Linked DNA regions of Homo sapiens: region 1 is linked to region 2. Evidence: chromatin loops called from intact Hi-C (ENCODE). Cell type or tissue: B cell. All regions are shown on one strand. Each heading gives the region's core, and the rest is flanking DNA. Links, peaks and the distances in the headings are about the cores only. Region 1 overlaps GORASP1 (golgi reassembly stacking protein 1). Region 2 holds the start of LOC105377035 (a long non-coding RNA gene).

The links. Hi-C counts contacts between places; a loop is a spot of excess contacts. Peaks named below come from ENCODE experiments on the same cell type or tissue, not always from the same donor. Only the 100,000 strongest peaks of a DNase experiment are listed, where the experiment ranks them.
Region 1: a loop joins it to region 2, with 8 times the contacts of the local background. A loop is called at or near these places in 49 of 110 quality-filtered maps.

Annotation. Positions count from the first base shown.
Region 1 is chr3:39,098,976-39,102,975 of GRCh38, reverse strand. It overlaps GORASP1 (golgi reassembly stacking protein 1), which reads left to right. Exons shown (of 9, transcript NM_031899.4): 3 at 95-298; 4 at 1,874-1,960; 5 at 2,099-2,229; 6 at 2,473-2,671; 7 at 3,473-3,623. Among named protein-coding and RNA genes, the nearest start is that of GORASP1, 6.7 kb to the left of the region's middle. In B cell, for the core only: a CTCF peak has its summit at 1,710 (motif pointing left); a DNase peak (open chromatin) is centred at 1,665; H3K27ac peaks cover 1,169 bases.
Region 2 is chr3:39,174,608-39,186,991 of GRCh38, reverse strand. It overlaps XIRP1 (xin actin binding repeat containing 1), which reads left to right. Exons shown (of 2, transcript NM_194293.4): 2 at 1-3,777. The coding sequence ends at 3,078. LOC105377035 (a long non-coding RNA gene) reads right to left here and starts at 9,243. Exons shown (of 2, transcript XR_940740.3): 1 at 9,064-9,243; 2 at 5,471-5,780. RefSeq lists a silencer at 5,695-6,104. In B cell, for the core only: no CTCF peak of the experiment used is centred there; a DNase peak (open chromatin) is centred at 5,971; H3K4me3 peaks cover 962 bases; H3K27ac peaks cover 341 bases.

The sequences.
Region 1 (4,000 bases), core at 1-4,000, 80 kb after region 2:
ACTAAGGCCCTTGCCCCATCTCAGGCCCAGACTTGTCTGAGGGTCCTAGCCTGGGCATGAGGTGGCCTTGGAGTCAGCCCCATTGCCCCCACAGAACAAGGAGAATGACACCCTGAAGGCACTACTGAAAGCCAATGTGGAGAAGCCCGTGAAGCTGGAGGTGTTCAATATGAAGACCATGAGGGTGCGCGAGGTGGAGGTGGTGCCCAGCAACATGTGGGGCGGCCAGGGCCTACTGGGTGCCAGTGTGCGCTTCTGCAGCTTCCGCAGGGCCAGTGAGCAGGTGTGGCATGTGCTGGTGAGTGTGGGGTATGGCAGGGCAGGGTGTGTCGGAAGGATGAGTTTACTGGGGCAGGTCTGGGTGTGGGCGGGGTGTGAGGGGGTACATGCAGGAGTGGAGTGGGAGCCTTGGAGCAGTGGCCAGGGAAGACTGAGGGCAGGATGTGGTCTCATTCCAGTGTCCCAGAGAGGGCAGCTCATTACTACCTGAACAGTGTATCTTGCTTCCTGTTAGCCATGACTTTGGGTACTTTCTTACCTTCTATACCTAGGTTACTTAATTTGAAAGGTAGAAATATCATCTACTGGAATGGTGGTTGGACTGCTGGAATGCTGCTGCTTTTATTATTCTCTGTGTCTCTCCGTGTGTGTGTTGCATGACAACGTTTCAGTCAACCACGGACTGCATATACAATAGTGATCCCATAAGATTATAATACCATATTTTTACTGTACCTGTTCTATGCCTGAATGTTTAGACACACAGATACTTAATTGTGTTACAGTTGCCTACAGTACTCAGTATAGTAACATGCTGTGCAGGTTTGTAGCCTAGGAGCAACAGGCCATAGCATATACTCCAGGTGTCTAGTAGGCTATGTGTAGGTTAAGTTCTATGATGTTTGCACAACAATGAAGTCAACTAACAATGCATTTCTCAGAATATATCCCTGTCATTAAGCAATGTGACTGTAAATATACTGTTTTTTCTGGTATATTCTTATATGATTAATCGATATCTTAACCTCAGTGACCAAGCTGTCATAGATGTTAGTCTGTCCACAGACACACATGCACACCCAACACCTGTGCCCATTGATGGTATCTAAGTTCTTGAATGCTCAGTCCTGTAGCCTGGTGGAAGGAGGGTGCTCTGAACTAGAAGTTGGCTGATTTGTTTTCTAGCCACTTATTTTTCTCACTGACTTCTTGGGAGAGCCTGGCCAAGTTTCTCAACTTTCACAGCCTGCCTTAATCTGCCCATGAGGGAAAGGGGACTGATGATGCAAATTGCTTTGCATTTCCCAGGGAGACTGGGAGATTGGGAGTGGTGGAACTTTCCAAGGGAGAAGGGAATCCTTATTTGTACCCAGTTTTGCTCATTGCCCTCACCTCCAACCCCTAGGAGTCTTTAGCCACATGCCTGCAGCAGAAGCAGCAATGTAGTGGGTGCTCCTGTAGCCAAGGTGTGCTTTTCTTCTTTTCATATATTTATTTATTTTTCTCAGCAACCCTATCATTAGGTACTGTGTATCTTACTTTTAATTGTGGGGAAACTGAGGCTAGGAGAGGTTCAATAATGTGTTTATAGTCATATAGCTGGGCAGCTGGAGCCAGGGGTTGAGCCCGGGGTCAGATTCCAGAGCCTGGTGCTGAGCCTTATCATGGTACTGCCCTCTGCTGGACAGGCTGTAGACCTGGGGGAGATAGGGGAATGGAGGGGTGAAATGAGGGAGTATGGGCTTGAAGCCCTGCTTAGGGATAGAGGACAAGTGTCCCACTCACTACCTCAAGAGGCAGTTCCCCCTGCCCTTTCCCATCCCCCAACCCCACCTCTAGTAGCATGGCCAGTGGTTTGCGGTTCTTTCCCCAGGATGTGGAACCATCTTCACCTGCTGCCCTTGCCGGCCTGCGCCCCTACACAGACTATGTGGTTGGTTCGGACCAGATTCTCCAGGAGGTGAGGAACCCGCAATTTGCCCCTCCCCAGACCCTCTGGATGTGGTGTGAAGAGAAGGGTGCTGTCCATGAGAAGTGTCTGGTTTTGTTGAGGCTTTAGCCCTGGAAGCAGGCCTCAGGTGCTATGCGTTTCTCACAGTCCGAGGACTTCTTTACGCTCATCGAGTCTCATGAGGGGAAGCCCTTGAAGCTGATGGTGTATAACTCCAAGTCAGACTCCTGCCGGGAGGTGACTGTAACTCCCAACGCAGCCTGGGGTGGAGAGGGCAGGTACTTCGTGGGGTTGGAGGGCTGCAGGGCCAGGTGGGTGGGGCCTGACCATTGGGCATGGACCTCAGAGTTCTATGGTGGAGATGGAGGAGGGTTGGGCCCTGGGCCCAGGGATCCTGAGGCTGACCGGTATTTCAGAAGTACCCTTTTCAGCCCCCTTATTGCTGGTAGTAGGTGGGGATAGCAAAGGTAGGGAGGGCCGTGGGACAAGCCCCTGGATTGAATGTTTCTGGCCTTCGGCAGTCTGGGATGTGGCATTGGCTATGGGTATCTACACCGGATCCCAACTCAGCCCCCCAGCTACCACAAGAAGCCACCTGGCACCCCACCACCTTCTGCTCTACCACTTGGTGCCCCACCACCTGATGCTCTACCACCTGGACCCACCCCCGAGGACTCTCCTTCCCTGGAGACAGGTTCCAGGCAGAGTGACTACATGGAGGTATGTGGGGAGAATCTGCCAACTGGGAAGACAGAAAACTCTAGAGGCTGCCCTTGGGGAGCCATCAGCAACCCTCACCAGGGGCCTTTGTGATCTGAGAGGCCCATGTACTTCTGGGACCCAGTGGGAGCAGGCAGGCCATGCCTGGAGCAGTGAAACTCACTTTTGGCTTTCCTGCCCCTTGGGTCTAGAAGTGAGGGTGGAGGTGAAGCACCAGTTGTCATCTTCATTTCATGAGTGGGAAACTGAGGCTCAGAGATGGGTGCTTGCTGTGCCTGTGAGTTGTGGCAAAACTGGACAAAGGGCTAGGCCTTCAGAGCCACAGTTGGGATGGTTGTCTAGCCAAGTCTGCAGGGAAGTGCTGGCCCTGCCTTCACAGCTGATGAGTGGGTCCTCTGAGAGCACCTTTGGGCACTGGGCTGGTGCCTTGGGTCTAGGCCAGGGAGTATTCAAGGATGTTCTCCAGGTATGCCTGAATTCAAGGAAGCCCCTCTCTTCTAATGAGTCATTGATGGGGCAAAGGGAATGTGTTGGGGCCAGGTGGGCACCTGGGATTCCTTGTCTGAGTGCAAAGAGTGCTCCCTCTCAGTGCCAACACTGCAGGGAGGCCAGGCCAGGCCCCTCAGGCCTGACTTCCTATCACCAATAGAAGAAGGGGTGGTTTATTAAGGCCATTTCCTTCCTTTAGGCAGAGCAGTGTTCCTGGGACAAGTGGGGACTGGTGGTTAGGTTGGACTGCAAAATTCTTCACCTTGAGGCACTGTCCTGATTGTCCCCTACCCATTTCTTCTTCTTTCCTAGGCCCTGCTGCAGGCACCTGGCTCCTCCATGGAGGATCCCCTTCCTGGGCCTGGGAGTCCCAGCCACAGTGCTCCAGACCCTGATGGACTTCCCCATTTCATGGAGACTCCTCTTCAGCCCCCACCTCCAGTGCAGCGAGTTATGGACCCAGGTACTGGGCAGGCCCTGGAGAGGAGTGGGCCCCAGGCTTGGGGCTGGACTTTGGCAGCTATGTCAAAACTTTCCCCAGGCCTTGCTGACCCCTCATATCTCATGTATACCAAGATATTTAATAGTTGCATATCATCCAATCTAGTATACAGATGGGGAGTCTGTAGTCCAGAGAAGAGAGGTAGCCTCCTTCAGGTCACACAGCAAATTGGACACAGAGCAGAGTCTATGCCTACTGCCACTGTGCTATTCACATGATGACCAACTCCAGGCCCCTTTCTTTCCTCAGAAACAGGCAGTGTGGGAACCTCTTTGAGGTTGGGTGAGGGGTATCACCAGGGGCTGAGGAGATTACAGTCTCACAGGCTGGGCCAGATG
Region 2 (12,384 bases), core at 3,723-7,722:
AAGGAGGAGCTGGTGTCAGGTGAACTTCCCAGGATCATCTGCCAAGTCCTGCGCCGGCCAGATGTGGACCAGCAGGGGCTGCTGGTGCAGGAAGACCCAACTGGCCAGCTCCAACTCAAGCCGCTGAGGCTGCCAACTCCAGGCAGCAGTGGGAATATTGAAGACATGGACCCTGAGCTCCAGCAGCTGCTGGCTTGCGGTCTTGGGACCTCCGTGGCAAGGACTGGGCTGGTGATGCAGGAGACAGAGCAGGGCCTGGTCGCACTGACTGCCTACTCTCTGCAGCCCCGGCTAACTAGCAAGGCCTCTGAGAGGAGCAGCGTGCAGCTGTTGGCCAGCTGCATAGATAAAGGAGACCTGAGTGGCCTGCACAGTCTGCGGTGGGAGCCCCCGGCTGACCCGAGTCCAGTGCCAGCCAGCGAGGGGGCCCAGAGCCTGCACCCAACTGAGAGCATCATCCATGTTCCCCCACTGGACCCCAGCATGGGGATGGGGCATCTGAGAGCCTCAGGGGCCACCCCTTGCCCTCCTCAGGCCATTGGAAAGGCAGTCCCTCTGGCTGGGGAAGCTGCAGCACCAGCCCAATTGCAAAACACAGAAAAGCAGGAAGACAGTCACTCTGGACAGAAAGGGATGGCAGTCTTGGGAAAGTCAGAAGGAGCCACGACTACCCCTCCGGGGCCTGGGGCCCCAGACCTCCTGGCCGCCATGCAGAGTCTGCGGATGGCAACAGCTGAAGCCCAGAGCCTGCACCAGCAAGTTCTGAACAAGCACAAGCAGGGCCCCACCCCAACAGCCACTTCCAACCCCATCCAGGACGGTCTTCGGAAAGCTGGGGCTACCCAAAGCAACATAAGGCCTGGGGGTGGAAGTGATCCCCGGATCCCAGCAGCCCCCAGAAAGGTCAGTAGGGAAGAGCAAGCACTACCCAGAGGGCTGCCTGGGGGGTGGGTGACAATTCAGGATGGCATCTACACCGCTCATCCCGTGAGGACCTTTGACCCACCTGGGGGTGTCCAGCTTTCTCAGAGGGAACCCCAGTCAAGGCACAGGGAGACTGCCCTCTCAGTCCAGGCTCCCCGCCCACTCCAGGGAGGCCCAGGTCAGAGTACTGGGCCAGGGCGGGAGGAGCCTGGGGGCTGCACACAGATGGCCTGGGGGCCACCAGGGAAGGCGATGGCAGAAGTCTGCCCAGGGGGCCTCCAAGCTGCAGAGACCACCCTGAAGACTGCCCCTCTAGGCCGCCACATTCTGGCCTCTGGGCCCCAAGCTGCAGGTGCCAGCCCGCACCCCCATAATGCCTTTGTTCCTCCTCCTCCTACTCTCCCAGCTGCTGTGACAGGACCTGACTTTCCAGCTGGAGCCCACCGTGCTGAGGACTCCATCCAGCAAGCCTCTGAGCCCCTGAAGGACCCCCTTCTTCACTCCCACAGCAGCCCTGCTGGCCAGAGAACCCCTGGAGGGTCACAGACAAAGACCCCAAAACTGGACCCCACCATGCCCCCAAAGAAGAAGCCGCAGCTGCCCCCTAAACCTGCACACCTAACCCAGAGCCACCCTCCTCAGAGGCTGCCCAAGCCCTTGCCTCTATCTCCCAGCTTTTCCTCGGAGGTGGGGCAAAGAGAACACCAACGAGGTGAGAGAGATACAGCCATCCCTCAGCCAGCCAAGGTTCCCACTACTGTAGACCAGGGCCACATACCTCTGGCCAGATGTCCCAGTGGACATAGCCAGCCCAGCTTACAACATGGCCTCAGCACCACGGCCCCCAGGCCCACCAAGAATCAGGCTACAGGCAGCAATGCCCAGAGCTCTGAGCCCCCCAAGCTCAATGCCCTCAACCATGATCCCACCTCACCACAGTGGGGCCCCGGCCCCTCAGGAGAGCAGCCCATGGAAGGTTCCCACCAAGGGGCCCCTGAGAGCCCTGACAGTCTGCAAAGAAACCAGAAAGAGCTCCAGGGCCTCCTGAACCAGGTGCAAGCCCTGGAGAAGGAGGCCGCAAGCAGTGTGGACGTGCAGGCCCTGCGGAGGCTCTTTGAGGCCGTGCCCCAGCTGGGAGGGGCTGCTCCTCAGGCTCCTGCTGCCCACCAAAAGCCCGAGGCCTCAGTGGAGCAGGCCTTTGGGGAGCTGACACGGGTCAGCACGGAAGTTGCTCAACTGAAGGAACAGACCTTGGCAAGGCTGCTGGACATTGAAGAGGCTGTGCACAAGGCACTCAGCTCCATGTCTAGCCTCCAGCCTGAGGCCAGTGCCAGAGGCCATTTCCAGGGACCTCCAAAAGACCACAGTGCCCACAAGATCAGTGTCACAGTCAGCAGTAGCGCCAGGCCCAGTGGCTCAGGCCAGGAGGTCGGAGGTCAAACTGCAGTCAAGAACCAAGCCAAGGTTGAATGCCACACTGAGGCCCAGAGTCAAGTCAAGATCAGAAATCACACAGAGGCCAGAGGTCACACAGCCTCAACTGCCCCTTCCACCAGGAGGCAGGAGACATCAAGAGAGTATTTGTGCCCTCCTCGGGTTTTACCTTCCAGCCGAGATTCTCCCTCCTCCCCAACATTTATCTCCATCCAGTCGGCCACAAGGAAGCCTCTAGAGACTCCCAGCTTTAAGGGCAACCCTGATGTCTCAGTGAAAAGCACACAACTGGCTCAGGACATAGGCCAGGCCCTGCTCCACCAGAAAGGTGTCCAAGACAAAACTGGGAAGAAGGACATCACCCAGTGCTCTGTGCAACCTGAACCTGCCCCTCCCTCAGCCAGTCCCCTGCCCAGAGGGTGGCAAAAGAGTGTTCTGGAGCTACAGACGGGGCCAGGGAGCTCACAACACTATGGAGCCATGAGAACCGTGACTGAACAGTATGAGGAGGTGGACCAGTTTGGGAACACAGTCCTCATGTCTTCCACCACAGTCACCGAGCAGGCAGAGCCACCCAGGAACCCAGGCTCCCACCTCGGGCTCCACGCCTCCCCCTTGCTGAGGCAGTTCCTGCACAGCCCAGCTGGGTTCAGCAGTGACCTGACAGAAGCTGAGACGGTGCAGGTGTCCTGCAGCTACTCCCAGCCAGCTGCCCAGTGAGGCCCACCGCCTCCCACCACACCTGCCACCTGTTCCTGGCCTCCACTGCCCCAGGACTGAAGTGGGTACCTGCCTCCTGTACACTGGAGCAAGGACCAAGAGGAAATGGCATCTTCAGAGGATTACTGTGGGCCATTTCCCTTTCGCAGTTCTTTCAATAGGCCCAGTTCTTCCAAATGGAAAAAGAAAGGTCTGGAAGAGGCCCACAGAGTTGCACAGGCGTGGGGGTAGGATGGGGGCTCCCAGCTGCTTGTGGAGGATGTAATATATACAGACACACACATGTTTTTCACACAGGCCTGGCCCACGCATCGACATGTGTGAATTTGCACACCACTGCCTGAATTGGAGCCCCCCAGAGTGTCCCTCTACCCAGAGTTTTTATTTCTTTAATTAGTCTGAGTGTTCCCAGCCATCTGCTCCTTAATCCCTGGAGAGGAACAGAGCCAACTGGACACAGCGTTGGTCTCTGTTTGGAATCACTGTGAGGTCTCCAGAAGGACCTGGCCGCCAGCCCCTTCATCACCATCTCCATCATTCAGCTGGTCATCTGGTGGCCCAAAGGTCACCCAAAGAGTCAGCAATCAGCATGTCCCTAGAAGCCAAATGCACTGCCTTTCTCTGTCCCCATGACTGTCCCCCACTCTGCACCCCAAATGGGAAGCATACGGTCTGAATAAATCCAAGTTTTATTCTCTACTCTGTGCATGTCTGACTGTGTGTACATCTGTTCCAGTATGTGTTCCTACTGCAGGGGGAGAAAACAGCCACAACCTCCAGGTGCCTCGTCTTCCTAGCAACAGCAGTGTGGGAAGGCTCTAAAAGCCACCCCTTCTCCACCATCTTGGCTGGCAACCAGAAATGCCCTGCCCACACTTCTATTCTCCTTGCCCCTATCCCCATCACACACACACACACACACACACACACACACACACACACACACACAGTGCTGCCCTCTCTATCTCGACCTCGCCTCCTGGATGTTCTTGAATACCATCCTGGAGGGGTTCTTAGAATCCTGCCCCAGAGCTGGAGAGCAGCCCAGTCAGGACTGGGAAGCAGGAGGAACTCACGCCAGGAGAATTCCTGTGCCCAAGATGGCTGGATCACTTCTGCCTGTTCAGCCCAGGTGTTGTGTGCCAAGCAGTGGTTCCTGAGAAATGAAGTGCTCAGATCCTGGCCTGGAAAGTCAGGTTGTTTTGGTGAAGGGCCCTTTTCATGCTGTCTTTCAAAAATCACTAAGCATCTTCTGTATTCCAGGCCTGTTCTAGGCAGTGGGGACACAGAGGTGAGGTCCAATGGGGTCCCGCTTTCAGGGAACTTTTTAGAATGAGGAGACAGAGAGACAATAAATAAGAAAAATTAGATCAGGAATAGGGTGACGCATCTGACTAGGCCACTCTCCCACTTTGGGATAAGAGTCTTAAAATATGGTCATATGACAATGGCAGGTGACTGCCTTAGACGGAGTGGCCAAGGCAGGGCTCTCTAAGAAAAAAACACCTCAGCTGAGATCTAAATGACAAAGAGCAACTATGTGAAAATTGAGGGAGGAACCATGCTAGGTAGAGGGAACAGCACTTGCAAAGACCCCGAGGTGGAATAAATTTAGTTCCTGGGTTTCCTGGATACCCAGGCTTTTGAAACTAGGTTTGCCTCACACCAAGTTTATGTGGAAAGTCACCCACACTTTGCTTCAATGGAAGAGACAGGCCCCTAGCCTACCCCTAGCCCAGGGCCCAATCTTCCACAACCCTCACAGGCCCCTCATTGCCTGCTCAGCCAATATGGGTAGGGTTCCCTTGGGACAACACAGCTCTGATCTGGAAGGAGCCTGTGCCCTGTGGGAGACTGTGCTGTGTCAAGAATAATCAAGGTACCAAATCCACCTGCTTGAGCCTGGTACATGAATCTTGTTGATCCCCTGCCTTCTGTGGGATCTCACTTGATTACAGGGCCCAGTGGCCTATATAGCATGACGGTTCTCCTCAATGTTCTCATCTGTAAAGTGGGCACAGCTATATTACCTACTATTGTGAAGATTAAGTGAATTAACCCATTTATGCCTGAGGTCGCAATTTTTTGAATTTTTGTAATCAGACCTTGGCAATGACCTTGAGCAGTCGCATAAATAACTCCCACATGCTTAGCGTTCCAATAATGGAACACTAGGCAGTATAAAGTGCTTGAAGCTATGCCTGGCATCTGGAACTCCAAGACACTCACTTTTAGTATTATTGTAATTTTAAAAAAATATATATCTTCTTTCTTACCTCCAGGGGGGTCACTGTCTCATTCATCTTGGTACGTCTTTACCACAAGTGCCTAGAGGGCACTCCATAAATGTCAAATAAATGAATGCATAAAGAATGAAATGATTGAGTAAATCTGCCGATTCATCCAAGTAACTTTTATTGAGCACCTCATTCATGCCAGGTTCTGTTCAGAGTGCTGAGAACAGAGATGAACAAGGCAGAATTTGTGCCTCAGTTTATGGAACTTAGGTTTCAAGAGGGAAGGCAATATAGGTAGAAGCAGACAAGATAATTTTAGAGGGGAGAAATACTGTGAAGGAAATAAAAAACAAAGTCCAAGAGAAAAGGTTAGCAGTTCCTTCAACTTGGGTGGTCAGGGAAGGCATCTCAGCGGAGGTGACCCGAATGACAGAAGAGCCAGTCCGATTGGTTGGAGGTGGCGGCCTAGGGGGAAGAGTGGGGAGAGGTGACTGGGCCGGTGGTGCGCGCCGGCGGCGGCGTGCACAGAGGAGAGAAGCGGCTTCTCGGCGAGGCCCCTCCCGGTGCCCTGCACACCTGCGGCCACGCGTGCCGCCGAGGAGGGGCGGGGGCGGGCGGGGCTGAAGGCGCACCCCGCGGGAGGCGGAGCGCGTGGCGACCAGACCCCGCCCCCGGAGCCCGCAGGGCGTGTTCCCACCGGCCGTCGCCAAGGTGACGATGAGGACTAAGGGGCCGCCGAGTTCAGAACGTTCGGGCGGCGGCGGCTGTTGCTGGGAGACGCCCGGCAGGCGTGCAGCCAGGGACTGGCTCTGCACTGCAGACGCCGGGCGCCAGGACGCGCCGTCCTGGCCAGCCCTCTCGCTGAGGCTCCCTTCGGATTCCAGACGGATACAGGGTTCCTGTCCTCACCCACGTCTAGATCCTGCCCGGGACCTGCAGGACTGGGCGCCTCCTCCCTCCCTGGTGCTCTCTGTCATTGCCTCTGTGTCCGGAATTTGTCCACCAGTCCCCATCTTCACCGCCATCACCATGTCTCAGGCCACCGTCCATCCTCCCTTCCCTGGGGGATTAGGCACTGCCATAGCCTCCCCAATGGTCCTCCTCCCTTTGCCCTGTGTGTCCTTACGCTCTGTCCTCCACCAGGCAGCCAGAACTCTTACTAAGAATTGACCAGATCCAGTCACTCCTGCATAATACCCTCCACCGGCTCCCCAGCTCACTCAGTCTTAAATCCAAACTCCTCTCAGTGACCTGTAGGACCAGAATGACTTGCCTCTCTGCCTTCTTCTCCACCTTCGTTGGCCCCACTCTCCTCCTCACCCACATCACCCTAGTCACACTGTCTTTCTTGCTCTTCTCAGAACATACCAAGCTGATTTCTGCCTCCAGACCTTTGTACTTGATGAACCCTCTGGCTGAAAGTCTCTTCTCCCAGAGGGTTAGCGGTTGAGCTCCTTCTCACTCAGGTCTCAGTTCCAATGTCTCTCCAGAAAGGCCTTTCCTGATCAGTCCTCCCCCCTTCCCCCATCTAAAGAGGCCCTTATTTTCATGCTGTTTTATGTTTTCCCATATTTCCCTCTCACAATATGAAATTATCTTGCTCACTTATTCACTTGTTTCTTAGTGTTCTAGATAGTATTTCTGCATAGCAAACCACCCCAAACAGGAATTTGGACAGAGCACAGTGGGCATGGCTTGTTTCTGTGCCACAATGTTTGGGACATCAGCAGGGATGTCAACCAGAACACACATGTGTGGCCTTTCCATGTGGCCTGGGCTTCCTCACAACATGGCAATCTCTGGGTTGTCGAACTTCCTAAGTTGTAGCTCCAAAGACATGTCCCATCTAACAAGGCAGAAGCTATATCACCTCTTATGATCTAGTCTCAGAAGTCATGAAAAATCACATCTGTAACCAACATGCCGTTGGTTACAAGTGAGTCACAAGTCTGCCCAGATTGAAAGGAAGGGGGTATTGGACATCACCTTTTGGTAGGGAAGAGGCAAAATTCTAGAACATGCATACATCTTTGGAAAGTGACATCTCCACAGTCAGTCTTCCCCCCACTGAAGTAGCATCTCCATGAAGAACCACGTCTTATTTGATTTTTATTGCATCCCCAGTGCTAGAATGGTACCAGAACACATAGTAAGTGCTAGATTCGTGTTTTAGAGTGAATACATGAAGGATTATCTTTCAAGGAGTCATTCAGACCCAGCTCTTCTCCCTGTAAGTGTATTTCCTGTCCCAGCCCTTGCTTTTGGCCTGATCTGCTCTGGAGAAAGCCCAGTGTTTGTATTGGAGGGTGGGAGTCAAGCCTATTATGGGGGTGGGGATGCGCACATAAAAACAGTTATTGGGGATTAAGAAGTAGGTAGCCAATGAGTTTATGGGGCAGTTTTCTACTGAAAGGGTATTGAAAACCTAGTCTGCTTTTCCCCATTCTTTATTCTGGAAATGTCCAAGTGAGGTGGTTTTGTCCTCCAGGCCATAGTGAGCAGGAAAGTGTCCCAACTTGCAGGGTCTGGGCAAGAGGTGGCCCTGAAGCTGCCCACAAGCCTGTGAAGTTACTCGAAGTCTCCTTGCTTTGTTATTTGTGAAAGACCTTCCATTTGATCTTCCCAAAGTCCTGGTGCACATACACGTTCTCCTCCCGTCTTCCTATTTTCCAAGAGGGGTAGCAGCATCTGCCATTCACCCAAGCCAGAGAAGATAGCCCAGGCTTCTCTCTGCATTACTGCCTCATATCAGTGGGCTTCGGCTTCCCAAGTATGTCTTCCCCTTGCCCCCTGCTTCATTTCCACATTGATTTGTGAGCTCCAACATGTGACTACCATAGCAACAGCCTCCTCATTTCTCTCCCCACCACCAGTGCCACCCCCAAACCATCAGTCCTCCAATCCAGCCTTGCAGCAGTTTCTCACCACCTCTGTCGCCTTAAAATCCACACTTCTTAGGTCATTCAAGGCCCTTCCTGTGCAGCTGTTCCTGTGTTTATGGCCTCCTCCAGGAGGGGAGAATTCTATCCTCTAGGTCCTTTCATGTTCTTTCCAGGCTGTGTCACATCGCTCTGATTTTACCCAGGGCCAACTCACCCATCCGGCACAGGGGGCAACACTGCCTAGGGTCCACAATCCTTTTAGAAGCTCATGAAAATGTTTAACTCATTTTACTATCAGAAGGGAAAAACAAACTTTCAGGCCGAAGAAATTGTTTGAATATATAACATTAACATATTCGGCTTTATACCACCACAGTCGTAAAATATACTTTTAAATATTTTTTTATGGAAAAGGAGCCCATTAAGGCAAAGGTACTTAGGGCCCACAAAAATCATAATGGGGTTCTGGTTTTGGTTATGCTGTCCTTCCCCCCAGCCTGTGGCAGAGCTGCCTAGTTAGATGCCCAGCTAACTTCCGAAGAAAACTCTAGCAGAGGCTTTGCCTGGGAACCCTCAGGAACCACTCCCTGGTCCCAAATCAGGAGCTATGAGGACTGAGGTCCGTGTCCCCAACCCCCACCTGCGTCCCGGAAGGCAGGCACGGGGGTGCCCTGCTGCGGGCCAAGGGGGCGGTACTCGGGTCTCGCTGGCTGCAGCTCGCCCGCCCGCCCTGCCAGCTCCACCCGACCTAATCGGAAAAAGGAAGCTGGCCCTGAGCTGTTCTCTCTCTTCTTCCTCAAAAGCTCCGCCCACCACCCCCTTCCCACCCCCTTCCCACCCCGCGCCTCCCCAGTTACGTTTCTTACGAAAAAGTGCTGCTGAGAATTCCCAGAAAGTCCCGGATATGAAGTCACTCGCGTGAGGTCACCGAGCCTGGTTCCAAGAATCAGAAGCTTGTGGGGGAGAAAGGAAAGCGCAGAAAAAGAAGGAGCAGTGATCGGAGTTGTGGGTGCTGTCGCGGCCAGGGGCGGGAGGCGGGAGGCGGGAAGGGCCCCGCCCCCTCCCCCCTCCGCCCCCTCCCCCCCCCGCCCCCGCTAGATCGGCAGGGTCCCAGGCGTCTCCAATCAGGCCTTGGCCGGTGTGACCCCTGGAAAAGTTCCAAAGGAAACTAGGCTTCACTACCATATTAGAGAAATGCCGACTGAACACAGAAATACCGATCCTTATTGACCAAGATCAAAAAGTCTGATACTGCATGGTGTTGGAGCAGATGGGGAAACAGCAGTGTTTATCCACTGTTGTCAGGGAGAGAGAACTGGCCGGGTCTGCCAGTTTGGAGAACAACTTGGAAATATGATCAGAATTTTAAATGAGCATACCTTTTGACCTAACAATCGCACATCTAGGAACTTATCCTACTGAGAAATACAAGGATAAATGCTTAAGAGAGTTTTCAGCAGCATCATTTGAAATACTGAAGGTTAGAACCCACCTAGATGTCCATCATAGGAAACTAGTCTAAAAAATGCCATGGTACATCCGTACTCTGGAATACTATGTGCTGTGAAAAAGAATGAGGCAGCTGTTTATGAGCCAGCTCTGTGTTCCCCATTACGGTCTTTTTTGTGTATGTGTGTGACAGGGTCTTATTCTGTCTCCTGGGCTGCAGTGCAGTGGTGCAGTCATGGCTCACTTAAGTGATCCTCCCACCTCAGCCTGCCAAGTAGCTGGGACCACCGGTGCACGCCACCATGGCTGGATAATATTTTTCAATTTTTTGTAGAGATGGGGGTCTCACTATGTTGCCCAAGCAGGTCTTAAACTCCTGGGCTCAAGAGATCCACCCCCCTCAGCCTCCCAAAGTGCTGGGATTACAGGCGTGAGTCACCACACCTGGTCTGGTCATTTCTTAAAGGTATATATTCATTCAACAGACATGTTTTGAGCACCTACAAAGTGCACGGCACATTGCAGATACTGGCAATAAAACAGAGGACAAAACAGCTTATGGGGATGGGGGAAAACCAATAAAATGCATCAAGTGGTGATAAGTGCTTTGGAGGAGACTCACTCAGAGCAAGGGGTACAGAAAATGTCAGGGTTGTGCTATGTTAGATTGGGTGGTCAGGGAAGGCCTCTGGGACAAGTTGACTTGGGAGCAGAGACCAGAATGATGGGAGAGAATGTCACCTATCTGCCCGGTGTAGGGCCTAGCCTGTGCCCAGGATTTTACTTGGACATAAAGACCAGCCAGGAGGCCAGCAAAGCTGAAGAGGAGCGGGCAGGGTCACAGTGGTAGGAGGAACAGTAGTGAAAGAGAGGAGGAGGAGGGTCAGGTAGGACTTCCTAGGCTTTTGTGAGGATTTTGGCTTTCATAGCCATTGGAGGGTCTTGCACAAAGAAGTGACATGACTCGACTTAGGTTTTAAAGGATCCCTCTGGCTGCTGAGTGGAGACTACTACAGAGGGGCAAGGGTAGAATCTGAGAGCCCAGGAAGGAGGCTGCTGCAACCATGGGAGATACAGCAGGGCTGGACCAGGGTGGTAGGAGATGTCACGCAGTGATCTGCTTCCGGGTACATTCTGATAGTAGAGCTGATAGGATTTGCTGATAGCCCCAGATGTAAGTATGAGAGAAAGAGGAGTGTGTAACTATAAGCATGGAGTTATCTTTCATCAGGAGAGGGAAGCTGGTGGGAGGAGCAAGATTTTGGGGGACCGGGGTGAAGAATCAGTCTGAACTCACATGGGTTGGGAATTCAGGAGTGATGGAAACATGAGAGCTGTTTGGAATTTGTAGCAGAGAGGGTCCTAGGGAGAGACAGCTGGCACCCTGGAATTGGGAAATTTGAGGAGGGTTTAATAAAAGGAGCCTTTAGAAAAGAGTAGCAGGATGTAGAGAAACCAGGAGGGCAGTGTAGGCCCCCAGGGCTAGTAACAGTGGGGCCTTAACCATCCATAGTTCTGAAGGAGTGAGAAGAGGGAGTTGCTGGAACCTGGGGACAAAGATAGCTAAAAGATAGCTGAGTGGAGAAGACAACATCTAAACTCATGTGATTTCATCCAAGGAAGGGGATTTATCTTTTTTTTTTTTTTTTTTTTTTTTTGAGATGGAGTCTTGCTCTGTCACCCAGGCTGGGGGGGTGCAGTGGCACAATCTTGGCTCACTGCAACCTCCGCCTCCCAGGTTCAAGTGATTCTCCTGCCTCAGCCTCCCGAGTAGCTGGGATTACAGGTGTGCGCCACCACACCTGGCTAACTTTTGTATTTTTAGTAGAGACAGCATTTCACCATGTTGGCTAGGCTGGTCTCGAACTCCTGACCTCAGGTGATCCACCCGCCTTGGCCTCCCAAAGTGCTGGGATTACAGGTGTGAGTCACCACACCAGCCTGGGATTTATCTTTTAATAGACAAGTTTGTATGTTGCCAACTGACAGGAGCTGAGGCCTTTGGTGGAAAAATGCAGCCAGTCCATGGCAACCCTACAGGGAGAACAAATATCCTGACCTCACTCTCCACCCCTCCTCCAAAGGCTGTGGGAAGCCAGAGAGCAAGAGAGCCCATGGATGCAGCACATATGGGTCAGTCCCCAGCCCAGAGCAGGGAGGAGAAGGATTGCAAGCGGGTCTGGAGTGGCGCATGGAGGCCAGGGACGCAGGAGCCAGCAGTGAAGGTGATCCGCAAAGCCATAAGGCTGGAGAAGGGATCTCTTAGGAAGTGAGGCAGATAGAAAAGTGGACCCAGTTCACTGTCCTGGGGCCCTCCAATATTTAGAGATTGAGAGATAAAATAGAGCCAGGAAAGGAACCGCCAAAGGAGCAGTCAGTAAGACAGGAGAACAGAGAGCTGTGCCTGAGGCCAAGGGAAGCAAGTGTGTCTAGGAAGGGGAAGGGAGGCAGGGCTGAGATGAAGACTCCAGAGAGGTCTAGTAGGATGAGGGTGTGTGTGTCTGTAAATAATGTACATAGCATATTTCTGGAAAGCAACAAAAACTCTTTTTAAAAATTTTTATTTTTATTTTTATTTTTTTTGAGACGGAGTCTCTGTCACCCAGGCTGGAGTGCAGTGGCGTGATCTCGGCTACTGCAAGCTCTGCCTCCTGGGTTCACGCCATTCTCCTGCCTCACCCTCCCTAGTAGCTGGGACTACAGGTGCCCACCACCATGCCCAGCTAATTTTTTGTATT